Regions from separate parts of the Homo sapiens genome. Here region 2 is linked to region 1. Evidence: read pairs that join two places in POLR2A ChIA-PET (ENCODE). Cell type or tissue: OCI-LY7. All regions are shown on one strand. Each heading gives the region's core, and the rest is flanking DNA. Links, peaks and the distances in the headings are about the cores only. Region 1 holds the start of SLC30A3 (solute carrier family 30 member 3). Region 2 overlaps GTF3C2 (general transcription factor IIIC subunit 2).

The links. ChIA-PET counts read pairs that join two places held together with the same protein. Peaks named below come from ENCODE experiments on the same cell type or tissue, not always from the same donor. Only the 100,000 strongest peaks of a DNase experiment are listed, where the experiment ranks them.
Region 2: POLR2A ChIA-PET joins it to region 1 with 5 read pairs; 7 of 35 experiments call an interaction of 5 or more read pairs at or near these places.

Annotation. Positions count from the first base shown.
Region 1 is chr2:27,262,197-27,279,154 of GRCh38, reverse strand. It overlaps SLC30A3 (solute carrier family 30 member 3), which reads left to right and starts at 16,108. Exons shown (of 8, transcript NM_003459.5): 1 at 16,108-16,343. The coding sequence starts at 16,249. DNAJC5G (DnaJ heat shock protein family (Hsp40) member C5 gamma) reads right to left here and starts at 3,722. Exons shown (of 7, transcript NM_173650.3): 1 at 3,602-3,722; 2 at 2,768-3,049; 3 at 2,314-2,429; 4 at 1,140-1,401; 5 at 823-967. The coding sequence starts at 2,426. RefSeq lists silencers at 13,870-13,979, 14,510-14,599, 16,074-16,143, 16,164-16,343, 16,394-16,553. In OCI-LY7, for the core only: no CTCF peak of the experiment used is centred there; a DNase peak (open chromatin) is centred at 8,244.
Region 2 is chr2:27,330,176-27,335,175 of GRCh38, reverse strand. It overlaps GTF3C2 (general transcription factor IIIC subunit 2), which reads left to right. Exons shown (of 19, transcript NM_001035521.3): 11 at 1,177-1,202; 12 at 1,392-1,521. Among named protein-coding and RNA genes, the nearest start is that of GTF3C2-AS1, 2.9 kb to the left of the region's middle. In OCI-LY7, for the core only: no CTCF peak of the experiment used is centred there; no DNase peak of the experiment used is centred there.

The DNA of each region.
Region 1 (16,958 bases), core at 6,347-11,346:
CAGAAACATATTGATCTTTTTTTTTTCTTCACTTTGTCCCAGTGCCAGACTTGAAGACTTGAAATTGTCATATTTAGGGATTAACCTGCCATTTTCACAGGTCTTTCTCACCCTCAACCATTTCTTTCTTTCTTTTTTTTTTTTTTTTTTGAGATGGAGTCTCACTCTGTTGCCCAAGCTGGAGTGCAGTGGCATGATCTTGGCTCACGGAAACTTCCGTCTCCCGGGTTCAAGCAATTCTCCTGCCTCAGCCTCCTAAGTAGCTGGGGTTACAGGCGCCCGCCACCACACCTGGCTAATTTTTGTATTTTTAGTAGAGACAGGGTTTCACCATGTTGGTCAGGCTGGTCTCAAACTCCTGACCTCGTGATCCGCCCGCCTCGGCCTCCCAAAGTGCTGGGATTACAGGTTTGAGCCACCATGCCCAGCCTCTTTCTTTTCTTTTCTTTTTTTTTTTTTTTTTTTTTTTTTGAGATGGAGTCTTGCTCTGTCTCCCAGGCTGGAGTGCAGTGGCGCGATCTCAGCTCACTGCAACCTCTGCCTTCCGGGTTCAAGCGATTCTTCTGCCTCCTCAGCCTCCCAAGTAGCTGGGACTACAGGTGGGTGCCACCATGCCCAGCTAATTTTTGTATTTTTAGTAGAGACAGGGTTTTACCATGTTGGCCAGGCTTGTCTCCAACTCCTGACCTCAAGTGATCCACCCGCCTCACCCTCCCAAAGTGCTGGGATTACAGGCATGAGCCATTGTGCCCAACCCCAATCATTTCTTTCATTCCCAATCCAGACATTTCTTACCTCACAGTCCCTGCTTGCAGTTCTCACCTGACCTTGGAGGCTGACTCTGGACATTCTGCTGATATTTTCTCCCACTATCCTGCTCAGGTGGTGGTTTAAGTGCTCCACAGCAAAAACAGCAGCAACAACAGAAACAGCAACAAGTGAGCAGAGTACACAGGATGACAAGTGTCTAAAAGGTAGGCGAGAATGGCCTCAGTCCAGCAGTTTTCTATATGACTGCTCAAGCTTCCCTCCCTCAATCCTCCTGGCACCCAGAAAATGAGACAACAGAAGCATTTGTCATAAGGAAAGGAAGGTCACCCTTCTTTCCTTATTCTTAAAGGACCTGGAGAATTGTGTACCTTGAACCAACAACTATTCAGAATAAAATAGTATCTGACGCCTTCTTCACCAAAGTGATCATACAGATATATTCCCAATGAGCCATGCTGGTCGTAAATTTTCCGCTTCTTAGAGTCGCTCAGTATGGCATGAGCTGCGTTGATCTCTTTGAATATTTCTGCTGCTTGAGCATTCCCTGGATTCTTGTCGGGATGATACCGCAAGGCCAGTTTCCTACCCAGGTGATACTCAAAAGGAGGGTGGGGAAGCAATGCGGAATGGCTGGGGAAGGAGACTTACGATGAATGACATGGATTAGTCTCTAGAGAGTGCAGAAGGAATGCATGAGATGTGGTACAAAGGATGGAGGCAAGCATCCAAGGTCTAAACTCCTTCCCATACTATAATGAAGAGGGTGATGGTGCCATTTGGCCCCAAAGTGAGGGCTTGTTGGAACTTAAAAATGGGTCATAGGGCTGGGAGCACTGGCTCACACCTGTAATCCCAGCGCTTTGGGAGGCCAAGGTGGGCGGATCATGAGGTCAGGAGTTTGAGACCAGCTTGGCCAACATGGTGAAACCCTGTCTCTACCAAAAATACAAAAGATTAGCTGGGCATAGTGGCAGGCACCTGTAATCCCAGCTACTCGGGAGGCTGAGGCAGGAGAATCACTTCAACCCGGAAGGTGGAGGTTGCAGTGAGCCGAGACTGCACCACTGCACTACAGCTTGGGCAACAGAGCGAGACTGTCTCAAAACAAACAAACAAACAAACAAACAAACAAACGGGTCGTAGGCCAGGCACAGTGGTTCACACCTGTAATCCCAGCACTTTGGGAGGCCGAGGCAGGTAGATCACCTGAGGTCAGGAGTTTGAGACCAGCCTGGCCAACATGGCGAAACCCTGTCTCTACTAAAAATACAAAAATTAGCCAGGCGTGGTGGTGCACGCCTGTAGTCCCAGCTTCTCAGGAGGCTGAGGTGAGAGAATTGCTTGAACCTGGGAGGCAGAGGTTGCAGTAAGCCAAGATCGTGCCACTGCACTCTCAATAGTCTCTGTCTCTGCTCTGTGACAGGACGAGACTTCCTCTCAAAAAAAAAAAAAAAAAAAAAGAGTCAGATAGCAAAAGAGATACAGAAAGAAAAAGGTTTAAGGGGGAAATTCCAAGGATCAATAAAGGGCTGAGGTCTGAACCTGTAGGATTTTTTGAAGTCTTCAGGTGAGGCGCCCTTCTTAAGATCCAGCACTGCATAGAGGCTCATCTCACTTTTGGACAGCCGGTGTGCTGCTTCCTTCACAGTAGACATGATCTGAGCCAGAGGAGAAGCAGCATCTGTGAGAACTTCTACAAGTAAGGGTACCGAGAAGTGCACTTCCAGTGACAGGAAACTCACTACCTTCAGGGATTAGGCAGGTAAACGATGACAGAAGGACAAGGATAAGATAAGAGTGAGTGGGATTTGTGGCTAGCAGGAGAATTCAGGTGATCAGAAAGATTCCAATTTTAAGGAGGAAACATCTTCTCCTCACATTTCCCAGCATCCTCCAGCTACACAGACCTCTAGATATCCCACATCCTAGAGGTGTTGTAAGCAGGGAGAGGTCTAAGCCAGGAAAAGAGCCTGATTTTGTCTAGAGCTCCTATTACCTGGAGTAAACACCTCTGGGTCTGTCCAAGCTCACTGCTGGGTTTGAAAGACCAGGGCGGCCCCAGCCTGAACGGACAGGATCAGGAATCAGACAGCTCCACAACTTCTTCTTCTTTTTTTTTTTTTTGACGGAGTTTTTTGCTCTTGTTGCCCAGGCTGAAGTGTAATGGCGCGATCTCGGCTCACTGCAACCTCCACCTCCTGGGTGCAAGCGATTTTCCTGCCTCAGCCTCCCGAGTAGCTGAGATTACAGGTGCACGCCACCACGCCCGGCTAATTTTCTGTGTTTTTAGTAGAGACAGAGTTTCACCATGTTGGTCAGGCTGTTCTTGAACTCCTGACCTCAGGTGATCCACCCACCTCGGCCTCCCAAAGTCCTGAGATTACAGGCGTGAGCCATTGAGCCTCGCCGATCCACAGCTATTAAGAGAGAAACACTTCAGACCAAACCGTGTGAGGCCTAACAGAAGTCAAGTGTCCTAGAGCCTGGCGGGGGCGGGGGCGGGGGCGGGGGCGGGGGTGGGGAGTGCTTGCAGCTAGGCCTGGACTTGCTTCTTCCCTCCAGTCTCCTGCTCTCAAACCACCCCACTTCTGTCCCTCAGAGGTGGGACAGTGGGGAGAGGAGGAAGAGGACTCAGAGGCTGGAGAAGGAAGAGAAAAGGCGTTGCTGTGGGAAAGACCTGGCAAGGAAAAGGCAGCGGAACCCCAGAGAGCAGGGTAGACGCCTGCGGCCCAGGAGAACCGAGCAAGGCAAGGAGCTCAAAGGGAGAGCTCTGAGTGTGCAGGGCACCTCTGGCCCTGTGCCGACTCCTCACCTGGGTCTGGCCCTTTACCTGGGAGTCGTTCTCTTAAGCCAGGTGGGTGCCCTTCATCCTTTTGGGTGTGAAACTTCACACCGGCCGGGTCCAGCAGTTGACTGCGCTTGTGCGCAGCGTCGACGCTGAGGGTCTGGGCAGGTCGTTTTTTGGCGCCCCCGGAAGCACTGGGTGGGGAGGCCACATTGGCCCTGGGACTTATTTCGCGCGCAGGGAAGCGAGAGCGGAGGGCTTAGCAGGCCTGCGGCCCAAGGCAGCGTAGGAGCGTTGCTGCCAGGCCTTGGGGCAGGGATTCCCACCGAGCCCCTCTTCCCCAGCAGGAGGGCACCACCCATCTTGATGGCCCAACTCACTCCAGGAAACACAATGGGTTTGCTGACCGTGGCGGATGAGAGGTATGGCTGCTGCATGCCCTTCTTAAGAGGTGTGTTACCTTCCCAGTTGTCTTCAGGACTTAGGGCTCTCCGCTTGGTCCCTCCTTCTCTTCCACCCGGAAACACCTCCACAACCTGGAAGACCCAACTCATATGCCCCTGTTCCTGACACTCCATCATTCACTCTCCCAGTTGTTCCCACTTCGTCTGTCAAAGCATTTCTCCTAGTATATCGTAATGATGAGTTTGCACGTCTCATTAAAATGATGTATTGAGCCTTTTCCAAAAGTCACTACCGTGCTTCAAAAACGTCACTTAAATATGATGCCATCATGAGCATGTCCCATAATGTAACCCAACTTGGCTGTTTCAGTTGTTTCTATTTGATAATATAATAACCTTATAAGGAAAATTCAACAGAAATCCTTGAACAAATGTCTAATTTTTTTTCCTAAGGATACATTCTTAGAAGTGGAATTATTGGGTCGAAATGATTTTTTTTTTCTTTTTTCTTTTCTTTTTTTTTTACGCTCTTGATCTCTATTGCTAACTTTCTTCTGGAAAGGTAGCAGAAGGAGGATTTGTATCCCCACCTGCTGGCATGGGAGCATGCCTCTACCTGGCTTCCCTTCCTGTGAGTTTCTACAGGAGGTAGTGTTTGCATCACTTATAATTTACTACTTTGTAGTGCTGGTTTTCTTTGCAAGAGCACTCAATGGCTCCTGTAACATGTAGTAGAAAAAGCTTTGTTACTTGGAAAATGCTTATCTGTTAACCTTTTTGTAGCTTTTATCACTCTCTTCCTTTTATTACAGTTATTTGTGCACATTTTCCTCACCTTGTAGGTTTTTTTTGTTTGTTTTGTTGTGTTTTGAGGTGGAGTCTCACTCTGTCACACAGGCTGGAGTGCAGTGGCACAATGTCTGCTCACTGGAACCTCTGCCTTCCGGGTTCAAGTGATTCTCCTGCTTCAGCCTTCCAAGTAGCTGGGATTACAGGTGCCTGCCACCACGCCTGGCTAATTTTTTTTGTATTTTTAGTAGAGACGGGGTTTCACCATGTTGGCCAGGCTGGTTTCGAACTCCTGACCTCAGTGATCTACCCGCCTCAGCCTCCAAAAGTGCTGGGATTACAGGCGTGAGCCATTGCGCCAGCCCCCTTGAAGGCGTGAGCCATTGTGCCAGCCTCCTTGAAGCCATTGCGCCAACCCCCATTGCGCCAGCTCCTTCGAAGGTCACTCACCAAAAAAGAAGCTGAAGCTGATAATGTTTTTTGGTGGTTTGTCTCATGCCAAATTTCTTTAACCCCCAAGCTTTCATGACTCATGGGAGGACAGAACTAGCAGAACAAACCAGCTCATTTCTTCCCCAGCACTGGGTAGAGAGAGCAGAAGGCATTAGAGGTGCACTTGTAAATCAGTATTCCACCTCAAGAACCATCTAAGCAAACGAACTAAGGAGTCCATCTGTAGCAGACGTGATGACTGCTGAATTAATGAATTTATTTCTGTAGGCCTGTGGTCAGTGCAGGGAGAGGGGATGAAGACCTTTGCATTACCCACCTGGTCCATAGTCTCTGGGTCAGATGAGTTTAGAGGTCACTCACTTAAAAAGAAGCTGAAGCTGATAATTTTTTTATGGTGGTTTGTCTCATGCCAGATTTCTTTAACCCCCAAGCTTTCATGACTATCATGGGAGGACAGAACTAGCAGAACAAACCAGCTCATTTCTTCCCCAGCACTGGGTAGAGAGAGCAGAAGGCATTAGAGGTTCACTTATAACGAATTCCTTGCCTCAGTCTGTAAGACCCAGCGTGGTCCTGCCCCTCCCTCTCCAATCTTTTCTGGAACCACTGTCCTACTTGCTCTGGGCTCTGCTCCACCGCTTTCCTCTTTCCTGTTAGTTATTTGAAAACATCGTGTTCCCTCCCATTTCAAGAGTCTTTGACCATGTTGTTCCCTCTGCCTGGAGGGCTTGACCTCTCATCCTTCAGGGATCTCAGCTTCAGGCCTCCTCAGAGAGGCCTTCTAAACTGGGTTCTACTCCTCTCTCCTCACCTCATAACAGCCTGCAAATACACACACACACACACACACACACACACACTGTGTATATGTATCTATATCTATCCATATATATATATATATTTTTTTTTTTTTTTGAGACAAGGTCTTAGTCTGGAGTGCAGTGACACAATCACAGCTCAGCAGCCACAACTTCCTGGGCTCAAGCCATCCTCCCACCTCAGCCTCCCAAGTAGCTGGGACTAAAGGCATGCACCAGCATGCCCAGCTAATTTTCATATTTTTGGTAGAGGCAGGGTTTCATCATGTTGCCCAGGCTGGTCTTGAACTCCTGAGCTCAAGTGATCTGCCCGCCTCAGCCTCCAAAAGTGCAGGGATTACAGGCGTGAGCCACCACGCCCAGCTGGTGAACATATGTTTATTTGCATATTGATTTAAAAGCTGCTGTTGGCCAGGCGCAGTGGCTCATGCCTGTAATCTCAGCACTTTGGGAGGCCGAGGCGGGTCGATCACGAGGTCAGGAGTTCAAGACCAGTCTGGCCAACATAGTAAAACCCTGTCTCTACTAAAAATAAAAAAATTAGCTGGGTGTGGCGGAGGTTGCAGTGAGCCGAGATCGTGCCATTACACTCCAGCCTAGGCAATAGAGTGAGACTCCGTCTCAAAAAAAAAAAAAAAAATAGCTGCCTTCCCCAGGTGACAGCTCCACGAGGGCAAGGACCTTGTTTGTTTGTTGACCATTGTATCCCCAGCACCTAGAGTCATGCCTGGCTCACGTGAGTGAATGAATGATTTCTTGAATGAGCTATAGCTGAGGGCCGTCTGCTGATCCAATGTAACCTGGAGGTTGGGCTCAGAATTCCCTGGGACAGAAGCACTTAGCTAGGGAATTGGACAAGACTACAGGGCCCATCTTCCCTCATATGGTCCTAGACAAGAAGAAACCATGATACAGAAAGGTGAGAGGGGAGATAATAACGTGATCCTGAACTCCCCGTTTCTTATTTGCCTTAGTATTCCCTCCAGTTCCTAACACACTTCCTGTGTTCAGTAAATGTTGGTTGGTTGAATGAACAAGCAAAAGTGTGAGGCTTTTCCGAGACACTCCTACCTAATTATCTCTTTGGATCCTCACAACAACCCAAGAGGCGATTGCATCCCTGCTTCATAGAAGTGAGCCCTGAGAAAGAAGGCAAATTCGGTTCTGAGAAGAGTTAGTAAACACCTTTCGCATCTTGACAGAGGCTGCAGAATGTTTTCACTTCTTATCATGGCCCTCTGACATTCTAACTAATCACAGTTCATGGCTCTTGAAATAGCCGTTATCTGTAAGTCTTGCGAGGCTCTGCTCTGAATAGAATGTCACTTCAGCCAGGAAGCTGCAGAGGTGGGAGTAGCACGGCCCAGTCGGCCTGGCCTCCTTTGGCCAGTGGCTCTCCTCTTTGCCTTTACCTAGAAACCAGAGCCTCTTTGACTGAGTGTTCTATGCCTGGGCTCTTCTCACACGCAGCTCAGTCCTAGGAAGAACACACAAGCCAGGGGTCAGAAGCCCTAGATCTTAGCTCTGGCTCTGGCCCTCACAGGCTGTGTGATCTTAGACAAATCATTTCATCTCTGAGTCTATTTTTCCTCTTCTATAAAAACCTGTGCCATTTCACAGGGTTGATGTCAAGACTTAATTGGATTTGGTTTTAAAAAGAATGAAAGTAAAAAACCAAAAATAACTGCCAAAGAATGATTACAGACTAAAACCATTTCTTGGATCATTTGCCCTCCCATCATACCTTGAGTCAGTGATCTTTTTGTTTACTACCACTCAGAGCCATTTGGTCTCTCATGGAGAAAACGAAGAAGCATCCCTTGTTTACCCACAAACAACTAAAGTTTTAGTCATATAGCTGGAATACACACACATACAGACAGCAGACATTGGCATATTTATACCCAAAATACCACGCTCTGGAACATATGCAGTGGGAGAGAGAGAGATCACAATTTGTCACATTCAACCACCAGGTTCTCAAATTGTACAGTTTTTGAGCTGGAAGGGACCTCAGAGATTTAACTTGAATCCAACGCCTTCATTTTATAATTGAAGAAAGTGCAGCCCAGAAAGGCGGATTGACCTGCTTAAGGTTATCTAGTGAGATCTGACCTGAGTTTTCTGACTCCAAGTTCAGTATCTACACCGTGACTGTTCCTTCCTACTTTAAAGTCCAAATCTACAGACAGACCAAAGCTGTGGGGGATATTCACATCCTCTCATGGGTGATGTCAGGTAATGTTCCTCTTTCCCCTCCCCCAGCAGAAGGCATGTATACTACATGTGACCAAAACCACCACCACCCACCCAATTGTGTTTGCCTCTGCTTCCCAGGCCAGACATCTCAGGATGGGAGGTGGAAGACTTTCAGCTAGAAAGGAGACTGCTTCATGTCCCTGTCCTCTCTGACCTGCAACCCCAAACTTTGCAGACCCAACACTAGGCTAACAGCACCTGTCTTACCTGTAAACTGGAGATAATAGTGTCTGTCTCTTCGGGTTGTTATGAGGATTAAATTTGAATAAAGCACGAGGCACATGCTTTATTATTATTACTATTGTTTTTATACTAGCTATTTCTATCCTATCTCCTGATTTTATAAGGAGAGAGGTTGCATTTCATTTTGTCGCTGGGAAGAAAGGAAAAATCAGGGTCCTTCCCCTCCCCTAAGATTTGCAAATTGTTATTGGTGTCTTTCCATGCTTCTACATCCTTCTCCTCAGCCTCTTAGAACCCCATTTTCTTGTTCTCCTACCCAGTGCCGTCATGCTGCCCTCTGGCTATCCAAAACACCGCCCCCAGTCCTCCCAAGCAGCCAGAACTCCAAAATTACCACTCTCATTTCCTCTGTTTTAATACTTCTAATAAAAACTATTGCCTTCATAGAATGATCTCATCCCTCAGGGTAGATAGAAAGCAATCTTATTAAAACACTGTAATTTAGATTATAGTGAAAAAATAGTTAATACCTCACCCTCTTAATTGTTATTAATTGTCATTAATGCAAAAGGAATAACAGATAAAATTTCAGGCAGAATGACTAAATGGAGTGAAAAACATCAGGTTATGTTTTGGGAAGAGACTTTGGCCCTTAAATCACTTCTTTCTGTTTAACCCACCAACTATCTTCTCATTTATTGAGCTCTGCACATTTCTCTGGTTCTCTTCCTACATCTCTGATACATTTGCTGTTTCCCTTACTGGGTCCTCTTCCTTCTCTTATGTCCTGACTGGATTTTCTTTTCTTCTTCTTCTTCTTTTTTATTTTTTGTTTTTGAGACAGTCTTGCTCTGTCACCCAGGCTGGAGTAGAGTGGCATGGTCTCGGCTCACTGCAACCTCTGCCTCCCGGGTTCAAGCAATTCTTCTGCCTCAACCTCCTGAGTAGCTGGGATTACAGGTGCGCACCACCATGCCTGGCTAATTCTGACTGTGGATTTTCTCTGCAGTTTGGTCCTTAAGCTTCTGCTTGTGCTCTTTCTTCTCTTCTTTAGAGAGTCAGTCTACACCCATGGCTTCTGCTGTCACAACTGTGCTTTGGTGTCATCCACATGCCAGTGTTCCATTGCCTCAAAACCACACTCCATTGGATGCCACATGCAGGGTTTGTAAAAAAAGAAAAGAAAGGCCAGGTGTGGTGGCTCACACCTGTAAGCCCAGCACTTTGGAAGGCTGAGGCAGGCGGATCACGAGGTCAGGAGATCGAGACCATCCTGGCTAACACAGTGAAACCCCGTCTCTACTAAAAATACAAAAAAAATTAGCTGCGTGTGGTGGCACATACCTGTAGTCCCAGCTACTCGGGAGGCTAAGGCAGGAGCATCACTTGAACCCGGGAGGCTGAGGTTGCAGTGAGCCGAGATCGTGCCACTGCACTCCAGCCTCGCAACAGAGCAAGACTCTGTCTCCAAAAAAAAAAAAAAAGAAAGAAAAAGAAAAAGAAAAAAAAAACCACACTCTAAAATCTGAATTCATCATTTGCCCCCAGACTATTTTTTTTGTTTGTTTCTCCATTTCTGTTAATGTTACGACTATTTGTAAGACTGTAGACTCATTCTTTTCCCCAAATTTAGGAAAACTTGATAATTTTTTTTCAAAATCTCTCTTTCATTTGTCTCTTCTTCTCAGCTCCCACAGCCTTGATGCACCCCAGTTAAAGGATTTCCATATCACACTGGCTGGTGTCCTAGTCTCCTAACTTTTCTCCCCGTTGCTGGCCTCATCCTGGATACTGCTCCCAGATCACTGTTCTTAAAGCATGCTTCCATCTTACTACTTTGCTCACAGCATCACACAGGATGCAAAACCACCTTTGAAATCTGGCAGTGAACGCTGACCTTATGCCAATTTACCCCTTCAAACTCATTGTCTACTATTGTCCTAAAGTGAACCTTTCTTTTTTTTTTTTTTGAGACAGAGTCTCGCTCTGTCACCCAGGCTGGAGTGCAGTGGCACAAGTTCACGCCATTCTCCTGCCTCAGCCTCCGGAGGAGCTGGGACCACAGGCGCCCGCCACCACGCTTGGCTAATTTTTTGTGTTTTTAGTAGAGACGGGGTTTCACTGTGTTAGCCAGGATGGTCTCGATCTCCTGACCTTGTGATCCGCCCACCTCGGCCTCCCAAAGTGCTGGGATTATAGGCGTGAGCCACCGCCCCCGGCCTAAAGTGAACCTTTCACAGCAATCAAACAGGTCTCCGCACTAAATATTTCTGTTTTTCTTCACCTCTGTACCATTGCTGTCACACCATTTCTCCACATAAACTGTTCTTTTCCTTAATCAATTCACTTACTCAACAAATATCAACCAAGCACTGATATATGCCTAGTACCTTGGATACAATGATAAGTGGTCAAACTCTTTTTCTTCCCTCATAGATTAGAGCCTAATATGGGAGACAGAGTTCATTAAGACCTTCAACAAATATTTACTGGGTACTATTATGTACAGTACAGTACTGTACAGTACAGAACAGTATCCCTGTTCTGGGGATATAGCAGCATGTAAAACAGACAGAATTTCTGCCATCATGGAGCTTACATTCTGGCAAGAGGGGCAGACAGTAAACAAAATGAGTAAAATATGCAGTATGTTAGATGGTAATGATGGCTATGGAGAAAAATAAAACAAGGAATAGAAATAGAGAATGTCTAGGGAGAGGTTTCAGTGTTTTTTTGTTTTTTGAGTTTTTTTTTTTTTTGAGATGGAGTCTTGTTTGTTGCCCAGGCTGGAGTGCAGTGGCAAGATCTCGGCTCACTGCAACCTCCGCCTTCCAGGTTTGAGTGATTCTCCTGCCTCAGCCTCCAGAGTAGCTGGGATTACAGGCACATGTCACCACGCCTGGCTTATTTTTGTATTTTTAGTAGAGACGGGGTTTCCCCATATTGGCCAGGCTGGTCTCGAACTCCTGACCTCAGGTGATCCACCCACCTCGGCCTCCCAAAGTGCTGGGATTACAGGCGTGAGCCACCGCATCCAGTCAGGTTGCAGTTTTTAAACGGACAAGCAGAGAGGGCCTGGCCAGGTGATATTTGAGTCAAGACCTGAAGCATGTGAGGAGGTAGGTCATGAGCACATCTGGCAGAGTGCATTACAGCTGGTGAGATAAGCAAATGTGAAGGCCCTGGGGTGGGAGCATACCTGGTGTGTTGTAGGACTCACAAGAAGGCCAGGATGGCTGGGGAATGAGGTGGGAGAAGTGTGAAATGAGATCAGAGGAGCTAAATTCCGTAGGACCCCTTGCAGGCCATTAGAAGGACTCTGGCTGGTACTCTGAGTGTGATGGGGAGTGACAAATCTGATCTATGTTTACCTAACTGCTTGGTTGAGAATAGACTATAAGGCAGTAAGGATGGAAACATGGAGACCATGGAGGAGGCTATTGCAGTAATCAAGAAGACAGATGATAGTGGTTTGGACAAGGGCGGGATCAGGATTTGCTGACAGCTTGGATGTAGAGTGAAAATAGAGGAGTCGAGGATGACCCTAGGATGTCTGGCCTGAGCAGATGGGAGGATGGAGTTACCATATTCTGACATGGGAAGACTGCAGAAAGAGAAGGTTCAGGATGGCGTGACAATCAGGGGCTCAGTTTTAGACTTATGGAGCTTGATAGGCCTGCCTACCAGACAATAAGGAAGGGATGTCAAGCTGACATGTGGATATATGAGTTTGGAGTCCAAGTGAGAGATCTGAGAATCACCACCAAACACATGACATTTATTATTTATTTATTTATGAGATGGAATCTCACCTGTCATCCAGGCTGGAGTGCAGTGGCATAATCTCAGCTCACTGCAACCTCTGCCTCCCGAATTCAAGTGATTCTCCTGCCTCAGCCTCACAAGTAGGTGGGACTATAGGTGCATGCCACCACACCCAGCTAATTTTTGTATTTTTTAGTAGAGATGGGGTTTCACCATGTTGGCCAGGATGGTCTCAAACTCCTGATCTCAAGTGATCTGCCTGCCTCGGCCTCCCAAAGTGCTGGAATTATAGGTGTGAGCCACCAGCCAGGCTATTTTTAATCCTTTTTAATAGAAAAATTCAAACCCATACAAAAATAGAGAGAATGGTACAGTGACTCTCTATGTACCCAGAATCTAGCTTCAACAATCATTACTTTCTGCTGTTATTGGATAGTATTTAAAGACCAGAAACTGGATGATAGCTCCATGGGAGTGAGTGTGGAAAGAAAAGAGAAGAGAGTGACCAAGGCCTAGGCTAATTCAGCAAGAAAAGATTGAGAAGGTGGGGAGGAACCAGCAAAGGGGACTGAAAATAAACAGCCAGTGAAGTAGGAGGAAAACCAGATTATGGTAGCCTGGAAGCCAAATGATGAAACAAATAATTCCCAAGTAACAATTTAGTTACAGTATGATCAGTGCTGAAAGAAATAAACAGTGTGTTGACCCAGCATGGTGGCTCACACCTGTAGTCCCAGCACTTTGGGAGGCTGAGGCAGGAGGATCACTTGAGTCCAGGAGGTCGAGGCTGTGGTGAGCCATGTTTGTACCACTGCACTCCAGCCTGAGCAACAGAGTGAGACCCTGTTTCCAAAAAAAAAAAAAAAAGAACAAAACAGAAAAAGTATTGTGCGATGAGAGTGTATGACATGAGAATTAACTTAGTGTGGGGGCCAGAGAAGGCCTCCCCGAGGCAGTGACATTTAAGCTGTTGCCCTCCCTCATTCTCCCTGTGACCAGCTAAAATCCTACCTCCTCCATCCTGCTTCCACTCAACTAGCTCCTCCTTTCTGGGATGGCTTAATTGAGGACAGTGTGGCAGCCATTAGTGGGGTTTGGGGACACAGATGAGAAAGAAACAATTCCTGCCTTCAGGGAGCTTGCCCTGTAGCAGGGAGACAGACAAGCAAAGGACTTCATCACCATGAGGTGAGTGCTGGGATCAGATAAGCACAGTGTGAGCCTTGAGAGAAGCAGGGAGGGACACATACCCAGTCTGGGAGAAGTCAGGAAAGGCTTCCTGGAGGTGACATCTGAGTGGAGCATGGAGTAGAAGTTGGACCTCCAGGTTGCCTCCTCTGTCCATGCTCTTCAGCTTGGCTTGCACTTGTCAGGTGTTAACTCTTGTCCACATGCTTACATTTTAAAATTTGCCTGAAATCTCCAGCCCAGATTAAATCCTGACCTCAGTGCAGAGAATCGCACTTGAGGCCTGGCATTCGCGAGGACCCTTTGCAAAGATGTTCACAGGGCCATTTGATAGCTCTTTGAGGAACAGGTGGAAGCATCCTGTTTCGCCGCCAAGCTTTCCTTACATAAATTTTCAAGTGAAGGTTGGTATTCCCACCGCCGGCGCCCTCGGTTTCTGGAGGCGGCACGTTTGGCCACGCGCTGCGAGGCGCCTCTGCCTTCCCCGCCTGGTGGCTCCCGGCAGGGGCGGGCAGGGCACGTGAGGGCGTCTGCGCCCCCTCCTGGCACTCGGTGCTGCTGGCCGCGCGGGCTGCCCGGGAAGGGAAATCCCGGAGGAAGCCATTGTTGTTATGTCCCCTGTTGTCGTCATCGGCTGAGCCGTGCCAAGAATCCCTTTCCCCGCATAGGACCCCGCAGTTTCTCCCCATTCTCGAGCTCACCCGCCAGGGTCACTACGGGCCAGGCTGCCGCATCCGAGCCGCGGAGTGCGCGGTGGCCGCTGCGCATCCCAGCTCCAGGGTTCTCAGAATTGGGGAGAGCCCTAGGATGGGTGCGACGCTTAGAAAACCGACGGCGCCGGGCCCGACGTACCCAGAGCCCTGGCATAGCTAAGCAGGGACTTGGGTTCCACCTTGGCTCTGATAAGTAGCCCGAAAAGGTGAACTTGGCCGGTGGTTTCCTGCTCTCGCCGCCTCAATTTGCTTCCCTGTGACCCGAGGAGAAACAGAGGTCCGTCAAGTCCCGCGCCTTAAAGGGAGGTTAGAGGGAGAACGACCCCCTCGCTCCCTTACCCCCTCACCCCTCATGGGCTTTGGACTGGGGAGGCTGGGGGCTGGCGCGGAGGAGAGGCTGGCGCAGCCGGGGGTGGGGACGGCGCGGAGGGCGCGCGCAGCCCCTGTGGCTCTCCCGTGCCGCTCTGCAGCAGCGGCGCAGGACAGTCCCTTCGCACGCGCCGCCCGCACACCTTGGCACGGGCCAAGCCACACTCTCCCCCGCCGGAACAGCCAGCCCGCCGCCCAGCTTTCCTAATCCGTTTAAGCCTCACCTCCTCCGCGAAGCTCTCCCGGGTTAACCCCATCACTTCCAACCACTGTATCTGGCACGTGCTCCCGTTTTTGTTTTGTTTTGTTTTGTTTTTTTGCAAGTGCACTCTTGGGCTCGTTGGAATAACAATATCGAGGGTAGGTGTCTGTCCCCAGAAGCCTAAGTTCAGGACGCCCAGTGTGTTCTGAAGGATGCGGCTGATGAGTTTCTTGCCTGGGCTCACTAACCATTCCCACCCTCCACGCTTCCCCATCCCTGCTCACTCGCTCCCCTCCTCCTACGGACCCTCCTCTTCACAGACTGTCACAGCTTCGAGTGCACAATCCTCTTCCCACCCCCTCCCATTCTACAGTGGCGGCAGGTGCGAGGGGAGAGAACATTGAGCATTTGAAGCTTCGACTTGAGGCTCGGCCACCGACTTTGCTGTAAGTCGCTCCCTCCCCTGGGTTTTAGTTTCCCCCAAATGAGGCAGAATGCGGTAATGTCCAGGAGGGCGCTGCAGGTGTGGAGGATGGGAATCACTAGCTGACACGCTGCCCCGCTGCCCCTCAGCCCCTCTCCATAAACAGTGGCCGTGACACCAGATAGGCGGCTCGACTTCACTGGACCCCCGCCCGTAAGAGAACTGTGAGCGCTCTCCAGTTGCCAGTGCGGCGTCCAGAGCCGGGGAGGGAAAGAGGATGGGGGTCCAGGCCGGGCCCTTTATTCACAGCCTGCATGACCTTGGACTCTTCTTCCTCTGGGTCTCAGTTTACTCATTTGAAAAGCAGGGATAACAGTGGGTTGAAGGAGAGCAGGAAGCTTGTCACCCAATGTTTCTGTATAAAAATAAATGATCATTCGCGGTACAGTGATTGGCAGCAGACTGGGCTCGTGAATTCCGACCCCAGATTCTCCGTAAAGGGGTTTCTGGAGTCCCTGGAATCTCCCTGTGTCACCGCTCACCTCATGTTCTTTCTGGTTCTCTGGAGATAGGTAATGGGTCCGCTCCTGTTTCTGCCTCCGCGTGAGGGTTGCGGCCACAGGGTGACGGCGTGGTGGGCGACACCCCCGCGCAGGCATGCACAGAGTGGTGGTCGTTGGGCGAAGGTTGGTCGTGAGGTTCTTGGGCTTCAGGAGCGAGGCTTGGAACCGGTGGGCGGGACTGTGTGCAGAGGTGGGGCTAGCTCGCCTGGGGGACGGGGCTGTGGAGATGAGGAGTTCTCCAGAACTCGGGTGGCGGGGCGCTCCCGGGCTCTGGCGCGGGGAAATGGGGCTTTGGCAGTGGGGGCGGGGCTTAAGGGTGGGGAGAGGCCGGGGAGCCTGGAGGCGGAGCTTGGGGAGCTCGCCCCACGCGGGGCGGGGCTCCGGCGGCAGCGGGATCTGCAGTTCGGACTCCGCGCGCCACAGTCGCTGCAGTTCGCTCCACTCTGGTGGCCCCGCCGCCCTGCGGGGATCCCGGGGGTCGGCGGGCTGCTCGGACTTGGCGCGGGGCCGGCCCGGCCTCTCTCTTCCTCGGTGGGGCCTAGACGGTCGGGGCACCGGGAACATGGAGCCCTCTCCAGCCGCTGGGGGCTTGGAGACCACTCGCCTGGTGAGCCCCCGGGACCGCGGTGGCGCCGGAGGCAGCCTGCGTTTGAAGAGGTAGGACAGACCTGGGCTGGCCCTCGGCCCGGGGGCGCCACCCTACTACCCTCCGTCCATTTCGTTGTCTCTCTCGGCGCGGGCCCCGGCGGCCGCCCCAGCGCACCGCGGGTCCCTCGCTCCGCTGCACCCCGCTTCATCCCCTCTGGCCACACGGAGCGCCCAGCCCTACACAGCCGGCTACGCCTCCTCCCGGCCGCCTGACTTCCTCGGGTGAAGCGGCCTCTCACTCCCCTCCGGCCGGCGTCCCAGGCCGCCGGACCCCTCCGCCACCCCCGCGGCGCCTGCCTTCCCTGGGAGCAGCTGCCGCTCGGTCGGGCCGGAGCCCTCGCCCGGTGCGCCAAGGTCCGCATTGCCCCGGGCCCAGGGCGGGAGCGCCTCGCTGCCCAGGCTTCAGAGCTCCCTCTGTAGGCCCCGGGGGCTCCCCTCCGCGCGCCCCCTCCAGCCGCGGCCAGCTGTGGGCGCCGGGGCCCGAGGATGGGCCGGGCTCCGCGCGGGTCTTGCGGGCCCCTGGGGGGCGGGCGGCCGCCGGGAAGCGAGGGGGCGGCGAGGAAGGAGCAGGTGCGGTCTGGGCAGCGGGGGTATTCCCGGCTCCGCACAGACGGGGCCGGGGGC
Region 2 (5,000 bases), core at 1-5,000, 62 kb before region 1:
TGGAATAGAGAGCTGAAGATGAGCAAAAGGAGGGAGGAGTCAGGAAAAGGCAGCTCCTATATGTTGAATTTATTTTTCATTAGTACTGAGTATTTAAAGAAGAGGGCACCCAGGCTGGAGCCCTGGGAAGTCCCATATGTGGTGGTCTGGTGGAGTGGGTTGAGGAGGTAATAGAAGGTCAGAAAGTAAAGATAGTAAATATAGACCATTCTTTCAAGAAGTTTGGCTGTGGGGCTGGGCATGGTGGTCCATGCCTTAATTCCAGTACTTTGCGAGGCCTAGGTGGGAGGATTGCTTGAGCCTAGGAGTTTGAGACCAGCTGGGGCAATATAATGAGATGTCGTCTCGACAAAAAAATTTTTAAAAGTAGCCGAACATAGTGGTGCATGCCTGTAATCCCAGCTACTTGGGAGGCTGAGGTGGGAGGATCACTTATGCCCAGGAGGTTGAGGCTGCAGTGAACTGAGATTGTGCCACTGCACTGTAGCCTGGGCGGCTTAGTGAGATGCTGTCTGAAAAAAAAAAAAAAATTTCGCTGTGAAGGGGAACCAGTAATTGAGGGTGGTGGATTGCCTAAGTGTGGTCAATAAAGGAAGGTTTTGTCCCTTTATTTGGATAGGAGACATTAGGGCATGTTCACATAGCAATATGGGAGTGACCTAGACTAGGGAGGGAACAAGTGGATGACACAGGAGGAAGGAGGATAACAGAATGAGCAGTGTTCTGGAAAAGGTGCTAGAGGATGAGAAGAGAGTAGAGTGAAGGGATTGCTCTTCTGATAGGAGGAAGGATACTATCAGGTGTAACAGAAGGAAAGAAGATGGGAACAGATAGAGGTAGGTTCATAAATTTGGTGATGAAAAGATAAGGACTTTCTCAATAAAGGATAAGGGAATGTCATTATTCAAAGGATTGGTTGCTGATTTAAGAGAAGGCCTGTGTCCACAGAGGAGGTCTAAAGGAAAAAAAAAAAAAGGCAAGGCCTGGCTAGGCATGGTGGCTCACACTTATAATCCCAGCATTTTGGGAGGCTGAGGCAGGAGGATTGCTTGAGCCCAGGAGTTGGAGGCTGCAGTGAGCCATGATCATGCCACTGCACTCGGGCCTGGGTGACAGAGTAAGACCTGCTGAGTCCTTGGGATCCATAGAGTTAGTTCCTGCTCTTTTTCCTCACAGATGCAGTGAAGCCTGCCATATATAAGGTGAGTGAGGAACCTGCTACCTTAGCTGAGGCTCCATCTTCTTAGAGCCTCACCTTGCTGATTCCACAGTGAGTCTCCTTATACTTCTGAAAAATACCCTCATCCTGCTGGATTAAGCACTGATTTGAGCTTTCGTTCCAAACAGTGTAGGTGTCCCTAACCCTAGTCCCATCTCTTCTTTCCCTGCAGGTACAATGTGTGGCAACTCTGCAGGTGGGGTCTATGCAAGCTACAGACCCCTCTGAGTGTGGTCAGTGCCTTAGCCTGGCCTGGATGCCTACCAGGCCCCACCAACACCTAGCTGCTGGATATTATAATGGTAAAAAAACCAAAATAAAACATAAGGAACTATTGCTCTTTAAATTTTTTATATATGCTTGTTTTTTGGTTCTTTCTTTGGTGGTTCAATACTGGACATATAGTTAGAAATATTCAAGCAATGTAAAAAAAAAAAAATAGAAAGAAATAAGTCACTAGACTATTTCTACTCAGAAAAAAATTAAGAGTACATAGATGCTGGGCCAGGCGCGGTAGCTCACGCCTATAATCCCATCCTATTGAGAGGCTGAGGCAGGCAGATCTCTTGAGGTCAGGAGTTCAAGACCAGCCTGGCCAATACAGCGAAACCCTATCTCTACCAAAAAAATACAAAAAATTAGCTCAGGATGGTGGCACATGCCTGGAGTCCTAGCTACTTGGGAGGCTGAGGCCTGAGAACCCAGGAAGCATAGGTTTCAGTGAGCCAAGATCACACCCCTGCACTCCAGCCTGGGCAACAGTGAGATCCTGTCTGGAAAAAAAAAAAAAAAAAAAAAGAGTAGATGCCGGCCAGGTGTGGTGGCTCATGCCTATAATTCCAGTACTTTGGGTGGCCAAGATGGGAGGGAATCACTTGAGGCTGGGAGTTCAAGACCAGCTGGGCAACCTAGTGAGACCTCATCATTAAAAATAATAAAATTTTGCCGGGTGCAGTGGCTCACACCTGTAATCCCAGCACTTTGGGAGGCTGAGGCAGGTGGATCATGAGGTCAAGAGATGGAGACCATCCTGGCCAACATGGTGAAAGCCTGTCTCTACTAAAAATACAAAAATTAGCTGGGTGTCATAGATTGCACCTGTAGTCCCAACTACTGGGGAGGCTGAGGCAGGAGAATCGCTTGAAGCTGGGAGACGGAGGTTGCAGTGAGCCAAGATCATGCCACTGCACTCCAGCCTGGCAACAGAGGGAGACTCCATCTCAAAAAAATAATAAAATTTTTAGGCCGGGCACGGTGGCTCACGCCTGTAATCCCAGCACTCTGGGAGGCCGAGGCAGGCAGATCACGAGGTCAGGATATCGAGACCATCCTGGCTAACACGGTGAAACCCCATCTCTACTAAAAATACAAAAAATTCCCCGGGCGTGGTGGCGGGCTCCTGTAGTCCCAGCTACCCGGGAGGCTGGGTCAGGAGAATGGCGTGAACCCGGGAGGCGGAGTTTGCAGTGAGCCGAGATGGTGCCACTGTACTCTAGCCTGGAGGACAGAGCGAGACTCTGTCTCAAAAAAAAAACTAAAAATAATAAAATTTTTAAAAAATTAAAAAGTGAGGAACATCATTTCATGCAGTTCTTTATAGATAAAAATAGAAAGATTAGAGGAAAGAGTTTTATAAAAATGGGATCAGCCAGGCATGGTGGCTCACACCTGTAATCCCAGCACTTTGGGAGGCTGAGGCAGGAGGATCGCAGCCCAGGAGTTGGAGACTGGGCCACATGGTGAAACCCCATCTTTAACTAACTAGCTAACTAACTAAATAAATGGGATCATACTGTGTAAAGTATTCTAAAAATGTATTAAATTTAATTATATCTTAATTTTATAGAAGAAAAAGACACTAAAGTCACACTGAAATATTGGCTAAGCTCCTGATGAATGTTCCTTCACTATAAGCGACACTAGTTCCTCCAAGATACTTTTAGAATTAAAAAGACTATAAATAAGTTACAAATAATATTAAGTAGTTGGAGTTATTAGGTTTTGTTTTGTTTTATTTTCAGATAGGGTCTCACTCTGTCACCCAGGCTGGAGTGCAGTGGCAAGATCTTGGCTCACTGCGTCCTGGACTTCCTGGGCTCAAGCAATGCCCCAGCCTCAGCCTCTGGAGTAGTTGGGACTACAGGAACGAGCCACAATGCCTGGCTAATTTTTGTATTTTTTGTAGAGACGGGGTTTCGCCATGTTGCCCAGGCTGGTCTTCACCTCCTGAGCTCAAAGTGATCTGCCTGCCTCAGCCTCCTAAAGTGCTGGGATTACAAATGAGAGTTACCATGCCTGGCCTAGATTGTTATTTTTAAATGACAGTGTTATTGGCCAAGTGTGGTGGCTCATGTCGGTAATCCCAGCACTTTGGAAGGCCGAGGCGGGCAGATCACCAGGTCAAGAGATCGAGACCATCCTGGCCAACATGGTGAAACCCTGTCTCTACTAAAAAATACAAAAATTAGCTGGGCAGGATGGCGCGTGCCTGTAGTCCCAGCTACTCAGGAGGCTGAGGCAGGAGAATCGCTTGAACTGGAAGGCAGATGTTACAGTGAGCCAAGATCGTGCCACTGCACTCCAGCCTGGCAACAGAGTGAGACTCCGTTTCAAAAACAAAATGACAGTGTTGTTTTTAGATATAAGTAGACTTTCTGCTAGGAAGATAAGGAAATTAGCACTCTTACACGTCTTTTTATCATCCCTTTCGCCATGTTTTTTCTTTTGGTGGTATTATTCTTACATTGTCAAGGTACATGATTCTCGATGCTGTTCTGCTTTCTTAATTCCTAAACTTGATTGAGTGCCTCTACCAGTCCATTTATCTTAGTCTCCCCTCCAATTGCTGAATTATTTATATTGCATGGCTATAATTCATCGTCAACAAACTTTTTCAAGAAAGGTTCATAGGTGCTGCATTCATTCCCTGAGTGGCTCAGCCTTCTGAGTAGCTGAGACTACAGGCATGCGCCACCACACCAGGCTATTTTATTTTTTTTGAGACAGGGTCTGTGGGGTCCAGGCTGGAGTGCAGTGGCATGATCTTGGCTCACTGCAACCTCTATCTCCCGAGTTCAAGCAGTTCTCCCACCTCAGCCTCCTGAGTAGCAGGGATTACAGGTGCATACCACCAAAGGCCAGCTAATTTTTGTATTTTTAGTAGAGATGAGATTTCACCATATTGTTCAGGCTGGTCTCAAACTCTGGACCTCAGGTGATATGTCCACCCTGGCCTCCTAAAGTGCTGAGATTACAGGCATGAGCCATCGTGCCTGGCCTTTTTTTATTTTTTAGAGGTGGGGTCTCACTATATTGCCCAGGCTGGTCTCAAACTCTTGGGTGCAAGTGTTCTTCCTGCCTTTACCTCCCAAAGTGCTAGGATTACAGGCATGAGCCATTGCACCTAGCAACATTGTGTTGCTTTTGACTTTTTGCCTGTTCTCTTTGTCTTGGGGCAGAGTTAGCGAACATTTTCTTTTTTTTTTCTTTTTTTTTGAGGTGGAGTCTCGTTCTGTCTCCCAGGCTGGAGTGCACTGGCGTGATCTCGGCTTACTGCAACCTCTGCTTCCTGGGTTCAAGTGATTCTCATGTCTCACCCTCCCAAGTAGCTGGGATTACAGGTGTACACCACCACACTGGCTAATTTTTTTTTGTATTTTTAGTAGAGATGGGGGTTTTACCATGTTGGCCAGGCTGGTCTTGAACTCCTGACCTCAAGTGATCCACCCGCATTGGCCTCCCAAAGTGTTGAGATTACAAGTGTGAGCCACTGCGCCTGGCT